2 separate regions of the Homo sapiens genome follow, and region 1 is linked to region 2. The links are chromatin contacts, found by Hi-C in ENCODE. All regions are on one chromosome and are shown on one strand. The core of a region is the stretch at or near the end of the contact, and the rest is flanking DNA. Distances in the headings are between cores, read along the strand shown.

The links. A loop is a pair of places that touch in the nucleus more often than their neighbours do. Pooled maps may share reads with other maps.
Region 1: a loop to region 2 is called in a pooled map, with 7 times the contacts of the local background. The contact joins two enhancer-like sites. A Hi-C loop is called at or near these places in 2 of 37 single-sample maps with no recorded cell type and 7 of 50 pooled maps.

What each region holds. Positions count from the first base shown.
Region 1 is chr1:92,582,439-92,587,532 of GRCh38, reverse strand. All of the region lies in intron 18 of EVI5 (ecotropic viral integration site 5), which reads left to right. It also overlaps the pseudogene LOC107985727. Among named protein-coding and RNA genes, the nearest start is that of GFI1, 98 kb to the right of the region's middle. RefSeq lists a silencer at 2,915-3,064. Within about 2 kb of position 2,977, at least 8 of the 41 ENCODE cell types and tissues checked have a DNase peak (open chromatin) inside an H3K27ac peak, as active enhancers do.
Region 2 is chr1:91,753,631-91,758,171 of GRCh38, reverse strand. All of the region lies in intron 4 of TGFBR3 (transforming growth factor beta receptor 3), which reads left to right. Among named protein-coding and RNA genes, the nearest start is that of TGFBR3, 130 kb to the left of the region's middle. Within about 2 kb of position 2,803, at least 11 of the 41 ENCODE cell types and tissues checked have a DNase peak (open chromatin) inside an H3K27ac peak, as active enhancers do.

The sequences.
Region 1 (5,094 bases), core at 1,728-4,227, 830 kb before region 2:
TTAACTTAAAAATATTATATTTTTTAATTATGTGAAATTACCATGACATTACTAAATGATGGAATTTATCATAAAGCTTTGTGATTAGTTTGTACTTTCCAGTTTCCTGAGCTAACTTGTTAATAGTTTTTTTTTTTTTTTTTTGCCCCTGAAGCACAATCGTTTATGGCTTTCGTTTTGAGCAATTTACCTAAATATTAAAATATTTTTCATTTTTCTTTAAGGCATTTCTCAATTTTAAGCATTTTTAATTTGAAAAAATATCTTCTGTAATTGTATCTTGTCTTAATATTAATTGTCAGGAAAATACGTACATAGACTGCTTTACCTAGCTTGCTATCTAGTCATTAGGGATTGCGAGATTCTGTTTAAAAACTTTTTTCTGAAGTGTTCAGAGATTCTTTCGTGTCCAACTTCAGTACACAGTTAAATTTAAAGGGATGAAGTATCTAGAGGTTTTTAGGATATTGCTATATCTAGAATTGAAGAACATCATTTGGATCCCCCAAGATGAGCTCATAGTAAGATCTCAGTTAAGAATTAGGGGAGTTTGGACTCTTAAGTACCATAATATATATGCTCACTTGGTGTTATTAAAAATTAGTTTATGTACACTTAGTGCCCAGATTTTGGTTTTTAATACCATTCTCCAGTGAAGGGGACCAGGGCTTCTCACAGAAATGGCTGATTCTGTGCAGCACACCAGCATGGCACATGTATACATATGTAGCTAACCTGCACATTGTGCACATGTACCCTAAAACTTAAAGTATAATAATAATAAAATTAAAAAAAAAAAGAAATGGCTGATTCTAGGACGGGGACAGGAAATATAGAAGATAAGCCTGGAGCACCTTATAATGCCAATAAGTAAGGAAGTACTCAAAATGCACACACACACACACACACACACACACACACACACAGCCAAAAAAAAAAAAAAACCTACATTAATTGGAGTGTGTTGAAGGGACAGAGGAGCCAACTGAAAGAGTTCCCAATGACCAAAGGTAGAACAATTTGAGAAAAAAAAAATTTTGAAGTATTACATACTTGAAATACACAAGCCAAAGTATAATAACCCAAAGTAGATTATAACCCAAAGTATAAAATAAATATCCATGAGCCTATATTGATTTAAATGATGATTAAATTAATAAATGTGAGTTAAGAGACAAATATGCAGAAGAATTCTAAATAATTTTTGTAGATACTCCACCCTCAAGGAGGGGAAGTATAAATCTCCACTCCATAAGCATGGGCTGCACTTAGCAACTTCCCTCCAAAGGAAAAGTATGGGGGACAAAAAGAGTAACTTTACAGTGGAGAAACCTGACAAAGATTACCTAAGCCAGGTGATTAAGATTACCATCAACAGTCATAAATTACACTGATAGTACATACCCTTGATATCATGTGACATGATGAAAATGGCACTTTACCTCTCTGGTATTCCTCTTGATAACCCATAACCCTAGTCTTACCATGAGAAAACTATCAGACAGATTCCCCTTGTGGAGATCTTACAAAATACCTGAATAGTAATGACTCAAGGCTGACAAGATCATCAAAAACAAGCAAAGTCTAAGAAGCTGTCACAGCCAAAAGGAACCTAAGGAGACATTACAACTAAATGTAATGTGTCTTGGATAGAATTCTAGAAACAGGAAAAAAAAAAAACAGGTTAAAAAACAAAGGCAAAGGAAATCTGAATAAACTAAGGACTTTAGTAGTAATGTATCAATATTGGTTCATTAATTGTAACAAAGGTACCACACTAATATATTAATAATAGGGGAAACTGTGGGAGGGTATGTGGGAACTCTCTATCTTCTCAATTTTTCTGTAAATTTAAAACTTTTCTAAAAAGTATCTAATTTTTTTTAAAACTAGTTTGTGAGTCCATAGTTTTTAGGAGCCATTGGAATTATATCAAATTTTAAGTATTGGTCACAAAATTGATTTGTTTCCAATTAAATTATGATTTATGAGGAATATTTTCTACCTTTTAGACCTTGTGTGAATGCTGACTTGTTTTAAGAGAGGGAGAGTGTCTTGCTCTGTTGCCCAGGACAGAGTTCAGTGGTGCAATCACAGCGTACTACAGCTTTGAACTCCTGGGATCAAGCAGTTCTACCTAAGCCTCCCTAGTAGCTAGCAATACAGGCACACCCCACCATGCCCTGCTAATTTTTAAATTTTTTGTACAGATGGGGTCTTGCTATGTTGCTCAGGCTGATCTTGAGCTTCTGGCCTCAAATAATCCTGACTCAGCCCTGCAAAGCACTGGGCTGATTTTTTTTTTTTTTTGAGATGGAGTCTCACTCTGTCTCTTAGGCTAGAGTGCAATGGTGCAATCTCGGCTCACTGCAACCTCAGCCTTCTGGTTCAAGCAATTCTCCTGCCTCAGCCTCCTGAGTAGCTGGGATTACAGGTGACTGCTACCACACCTGGCTAATTTTTAAATTTTCAATAGAGATGGGGTTTCACCACGTTGGCCAAACTGGTCTCGAACACCTGACCTCAGGTGATCTGCTCACCTCGGCCTCCCAAAGTGCTGAGATTATGGGTGTGAGCCACCACACCCGGCCTTGGGCTGGTATTTTTAAACTGTGCCTTTAGCTAGTCCTGTGTATATGTATATTTCTCTTCTGAAATGGAATTAAATCAGTCTTAATACTGAAAAATACTAGCCAAATATTTGATTTCTTTTATCCCTTATATATTTTTCAGATTTCATTATTGGTTTTTAAAAGACATTTATGTGTACTTTTACTTTTTCTAATTACTAAGAAGAATATTCAAACCTTTGTCCATGACTTTAAATTACAGGAAACTGTTTCAAAAACTTATCAGTAGTACATGATATGAGTATGATTTGTTTTTAGAAGTTTCAAATGAGTCACCTTGAAGTCATGGAGAGGCTACCGCTTACCACATTTACCATTCTGATTAATTTTTCTTTTGGCAAAGTACAAATCAGTAATAACCTACTAAAGCCTAGTGGTTGCTATTGATATTTCAGTAAGGTGATGTTGATTAATCAGAGTGATTACTTACCAAGTGTTACAGATTTACTCAAATTATTGGGTTTTCTTCTACTATAGTAATTTCATATGCAGTAATAATTTGCTTAAGACATTTTGCTTCATATGTGCGTTGAAAATATCAATGTAGAACTTAAAATTTGTATCCATGCTGCAAGTTAATGTGGTTGCCTCTGTGACCGTTGAACATAGTTTCATAATAAAGCCTGGAAAAAAAAAAGCATTATTTAACCTTTTAAACAATCAAGAGATTGCTTTTTAAATTGTCTCTAAAAAGGTTTGATTTTTTACGAAAGAGAGAGCACTTGAATATATCTTTATGTACCACCGTGTCTCTTTTTGTTAGATTTTTCATCTGTGGGTATAATATAAAATATTCTTAAAATGAAAGCTTTACGCTTGTGTTTGAGACTAAGCAACTTGCATTGTGTCATGACCCTTCTAATACCACAAACCTTCTGTAATACTACTCCCGGAGAAAAACCCACATCCTATGCATAACCTTAGATTTATTTTGAAATCTCTATGAAAAAGAACAGAGAGAGATTACTAATTGTTTCTGTTACTTCCTTTAGAGGTATGATACCTATTTGTAACCCATGTTGTAAATGTTAATAGCCAGGAGTAAAATGTTAAAATATATTAAGTAGTGGTTTCCTATCCTAAAGTTAATATGTGAAAATTTAATAACTAATTATAAGTTTCAGTTTGTTATATTAGATATCTGGAAAGAATGTAAAAAAAAAAAAAAAGAGAGAGAGAGAGAAGGCATTGGTACTTCCAGTAGCTTATACTTCTAATACCATTGGCCAGTACAATACTAGAAAATAATTGCAAATTTAAATAAGCCATCTTTTTAAAAATTTTATTCCTATTCTGATTTTTTCCTTCTATTTTAGATTTCTTTGTATTCTTTATGTAACTGATGAAGGTGGATGAAAAATCTAATTTTTTTTTTTTTTTTTTTTTTTTTTTGAGACAGAGCCTCACTCTGTCGCCCAGGCTGGAGCACAGTAGCGTGATCTCGGCTTACCGCAACCTCCGCCTCCCAGGTTCAAGCGATTCTCCTGCCTCAGCCTCTCAAGTAGCTGGGATTACAGGCACGTGCCACCATGCCCAGCTAATTTTTTGTATTTTTAGTAGAGATGGAGTTTCACCATGTTGGCCAGGCTGGTCTCAAAACTTCTGACCTCAAGTGATCCACCCACCTCAGCCTCCCAGAGTGCTGGGATTACAGGCATGAGCCACCGCGCCTGACCCCAAGGTTATTTTTAATATTTAGAAAAAATAGTAACTACCCATCAGTAGGAGAATGGTTACACTATAGTATATTTATACTCTGGAATATTCTGCGTCTTTCAGAAAGAATAAAGATCTACAAGACATACTAGGTGAAAAAAGCAAATTATAAGCAGAATATATATTCCCATTTGTATGTATTAAAAAGCATTTGTGAGTATATGTATTGTATTTATATATATTAAGTACATGTGCATGTTAATATGTATATATGTTACATGCATATGTACTTAAATGCATTGAAATTGGCTGCAGTGATCCTGTCAAAACTGTTGAAATATTCCTTCAGGAGATAGTAAAGGGCTTGGTGCAAAAGAGTAGAGGATATGAGTTCACTTTTTATTCTTTATGAATTTATATGATTATCATTATAATATTTTATGTATATTTAAATGACATTTAAAGTAACTGTTGCTAGAAAGGAAATAAGAACTAGAACTTCCAGATAATTATAGGGAAAAAGTAACAAAGGAAACTTGGGCTACCAAGCAAAAGGGCCACCTTTTTTTCTGGCCTTAAAGTCCCTGAGTGTTGTCTGGCTCCTGCCCATTTCTCTGACCCATTTTAAATGGCATTCTCCTTCACCAGTTAGTTCTAGCAACTACTCACCTCCTTTTTTTTTCTTGAATCAAGCTCTTTCATTCCTACATTAAGGCTTTTGCTTGTGCTCTTTTTTATGATTGCAATTCTGTGCTCCCTAATCTTCCCATGACTGATACCTTCTCATCATTTAAATCTCAGCCTAGAT
Region 2 (4,541 bases), core at 1,554-4,053:
AGTGACACAGTGAGCTCCAAAATGAAGTCATTTGTATTTTATTAAAAAAACAAGCTGGAACTCAGCTCTTGTCGAAAGATCCAAATATTACCTACTATTTGTAAATCATGTCCCTTTGAGTTTGCCAGAACATTCAAGTGTGCTAGTTGTGGAGAAATCGATGGGTTGTTTGGATGGAATTTTTTTGGTGTGATATCATGTCTGATGATGAGCAGCACTGCAACTTGGTAGTTGTAACTCACATTGTCTATTACGAGAGCTGCAGGCTAATGTCCTAACTGCGGTGCCTGAGGCCTTAAACCTCTCTTGCCCACAAGCATCCAAAACAAGTGGAGTCCCCAGTTAATAGTTTTCCTCTTGCCTCATGAATAAACTTTGCCCAGTTAATGTCTCTCAATCCAGATCTGTAGTTTCTTTCCCCTGTGTTTGAAGAGTACTTCTAAAAACTCAAAGGTTCTTGTTGAATAATGTAAGAATCCATAGTCAATACAATTATTATAATAAGTACATAAATGAATAAAAGGGAGAAAAGGAAAAGCTCATCTTTATAGTAAAATGCCAACTAGAAAATCTAGAAGGAGCAAAGGAGTTAGAAAATGATCATTTTGCAACCATCATAATAAAAGTTGACCAGGCAAGAATTATCAACAGATGCTAAATCTAGCAGAGATGGAGGGAGTTCAGGAAGTAGTATATTTAGATATTCTTAAAATATCTTTCATACAAATTACTTATTAATTACACATAAAAAATAGTGACTATATACCTTGGGGATATCCCATGATACCTTAACCAGGTGATTAAAATTCATATCAGCAATGTGGGGCAGATGGACGCTGTGTGCCTATAAATGAGAGAGAACACAGCATCACTTTTGTGGTATTTTTGCCAGAAATGCATATAACCTGAATCTAATCATGAAGAAACGCTGACAAAACCAAATTGAACGACATTCTATAAGATAACTGGCCTATAATCTTCAAAAGTATCAGTCATGAAAGACAGAGAAAGGCTGGGGAGCCATTCCAGATTAGAGGAGACAAAAAGACAAGACACATGTGATCCTGAGCTGGATCCTGTTGGGTAGGGAGTGGGGCAGCTGCTATAAAAGACATTAGGGGGACAGTGGATTGTATTTTATATAAATAAATTATAATTGAGCCTATAGATTAAAATATTATATCAATGTTATATTCCTTGAATTTGATAATTATGTTGTTTTTATGTAAGAGAATATCCTTAGGAAACATACTTAATACTCTTTAAGATTAAGGGCTAAAAGGTCAGATCATTCAGGAAAAAAACATGTTGTATAGAGAAGAATAAAGCAAATGTGGCAAGGTTTTAAAAACTGATGAATCTAGTTAAAAGGGTATAGTAGAGTCCTTTGTACTAGCAACTTTGCTGTAAATTTAAATTAATTTCAAAAGAAAACATTTAAACTCAAAAGGTACATTTACAAGGTGGGCATTACAATAACTTTATTGTAGCCTTTTCTGGGAATTGCAACTCTTATTCTATATTAAAAAGGCCAAAAATCAAAAATCAGTAATTATTTAGTTGTTATTACTAGCACATTTATTTAGCACTTAGGATATTTCAGGTCACTAAATGCTCTAATACTTTAATTCTCACGATAGCCTTCTACAGTACCATAGTGTAGATCCTTTCTTATAGATGAAGAACTAAGATTTAGAGAAGTTAAGTAGTGGGCCAAATCACATGGCTAGTTACTTGCAGAGTTGGTACTCAAACCTAGATGGGACCCATTCTACAAGCTGTTATGCTAAACTGTCTGCCTTCGTACTCATAATCACTGTCAGTCTCCTCTAATTAAAGTTACTTGTGATAGTAATACTAATGGCTCTGATCATAAAGTCATATGCACATTTAGCCCTCATACTGTAGAGCTATACTGTCCAATACTATAGGAAATAGCTGTGCGTGGCTACTTAAATTACAGTTCTTCAGTCCTGCTTAGCCACATTTCAGGTGCTTAGTAGCTATGTGAGGCTAGTGGCTACCACAGTGGGCAGGTTATGGAGGCATTATGAGCAAAGGCAGTGCATGTCCTGGTTTAGATCCAAGCAGTGACCTTGGGCAAATTAATTTCTCTAAGCCGGATTTTTCTCAGGCCCTGCATCATAGGGCTGTTATCTTGAGTAAGTGAGATCACATATAAAATGTTTATAGACATCACCTGCTGTTGCTGCTCTTATTTATTTCTAGTCACAGTAAAGAGCATGTGGGACGGGTGTTGAATTTGCATCTGTATTTATGAAATATCTAGTTTGGCTGGCCCCAGATCAAAAGGGGTTCTGTTTCTCTGGGCTATAGGTCCAGATGAAAGTGTGGGCTACGTATGTCATAGTTGTACTTATCGCTGCCTGGATTCTTTCTTCAGTCTGCCAGTTCATGGGTTTTGACGGAAAGTGTCTTACTCTTAGTTATTAATTTGCTTTAATTTTGCTTAAAATCTGTAAAAACTGCTTCTTGGTCATCAGTTTAGACACTAACAATGAAAGAAGGTGGCCGCTTTAGTAAACAATTGAACGTCAGCCCCATTTGGATCAATCCCATGTAAGGAGATTGCAGATCAAGTAATGAGCCTAAAATTACCAACACGTGGGAGGCAGCATCAGGAGAAGTCAAGGATTTAAATTCCAGGACACCTGAACTCTGCTTTGTTGTCCAGCAGGCTTCCTTTAGGGAAAACGGTTTTTTTCCCGTCTGCACATTTCTTCTTGGCCTGGAAGAGACGATGGAACATCTGTTGTTCATTCACGTTCTCACATCAGCAGACAACGAGTGATGCAAGTCCTTGCACAAGCTGGGCCACTCTCCTTGGGCAGGCTTTTCCCTTCCTCTCTGTGGCCTGAAATGAATTTTAGTTTCTCCTCATCTCCTTGATAGCCTTTGCCACAGAGGGTCTGGTGATCAATAGAAATCCAGTAGTGTGTTCTCTTTATCCATTTGTATAGTTAAGAGTTAAAGTTTGGGGATAAGATAACTAAATTATTTTATATAAAGTGTTCATCAAACACTTCAGAGGGCCCACGGGATCTCTGGAAATTCAGGCTTCACCGTTTTCATCACTGTCTTCTCCGAGGTTACCCAGGGAGCCTAAAGGAGCTGTGGAAAGCGAATGGGTCTCTTGACTCTCAGTCCACGATGCATGTATCCTTGCCTGTTTCCTGATATGCTGCTGGATGGTTTGCATTTCTGTCTCAGAGCTGTCTACTGTGTACGTAGAGTTACAGAACTTTTAACTGTTTTTTTTTAAATAGGGCAATGAGAAAAGTTCAAGTAATAGCATCTACTCATTTATCAGGGTGACCTTTTTATTTAAATGGACATGTCTGTGTTGTTATGACTGCCCAAATTAAAAAAGGAAAACTTTCATAATTAGTTAGGAGGGCCTTATGTTACCCAGGACATCGCAGCCACCCTTGAGGGTGACTGAAAACATACTTTAATACTAGTAATAAAGGCATCTGTCTTTTTCTGTCAAATCATTTCAGTCCTTCTCACCCCCTCACAGCACAGGCAAGAAGGGAACGTGTCAGGCAGGGAGAAAGTGGGATTTGGTTTTCTCTGCAGGTGCAGCTCCTTTATCTGGTTATTCTGGTTACCTAGGAAATATGAGTGGGATGAAGAGTGATGCTTTCAGGCTGAGTTTCAAGTAGTGAATCTTTGAGTGTGAGTCACACACACACGTGATGAAGTTGTAATAATCTTATAGTTTTCCTTTTGCAGGGTGTATGGGTGGCCCAGAGAACAATCAGAAATAAAAATCATCTTACCCTCTCAGTGTGCCATGTTGAAACTGCAAATAATCTCTTAGAAGGATCACATAAGCCTGTTTTTATTTATGCATTCATTTCTACACTGAAAAAAAAAGTAAGATAACTTAACTGGGTGATGATGCCTGAACCTTCAACCTGAATTTGCTAAAATGAGAGCCACAGTATGAAGTTGTCTTTAAGGACATACTACAATTTAAATACACGGTTTCTAGAGAAAAGACACAAATGGCCAAAAAACACATGAAAAGATGCTCAATATCATGAGTCATTAGGGACATGCTAATGAAAACCACAGTGAGATGCCACTTCACACTAGGATGGCTTTAATAAAAAAGGCGATAACAAGGGTTGTGAAAGCTGTAGGGAAATTGGAACACGCATACATTGCTGGTGGGAATGTAAAATGGTTCTGTGGAAAACTGAGCAAAACACATGTCCCCAAGAACTTGTCCACAAATGTCCAAAGCATCATTATTCACAGTAACCAAAAAGTGGAAACAACCCAAATGTCTACCAACAGATGAGTGGATGAAAACAGTGCTATATCCATATAATGGAATATTAGCCATAAAAAGGATTGAAGTTCTGATACATACCACAACATAGATGGGTCTTGAAAACATTATACTAAGTGAAAGAAGCCAGATGCTAATTGTCACAAGTTGTATGATTCCAATTTATATAAAATGTCCAGAATGGGCAAATCTATAGAAACAGAAAGTAGATTAGTAATTG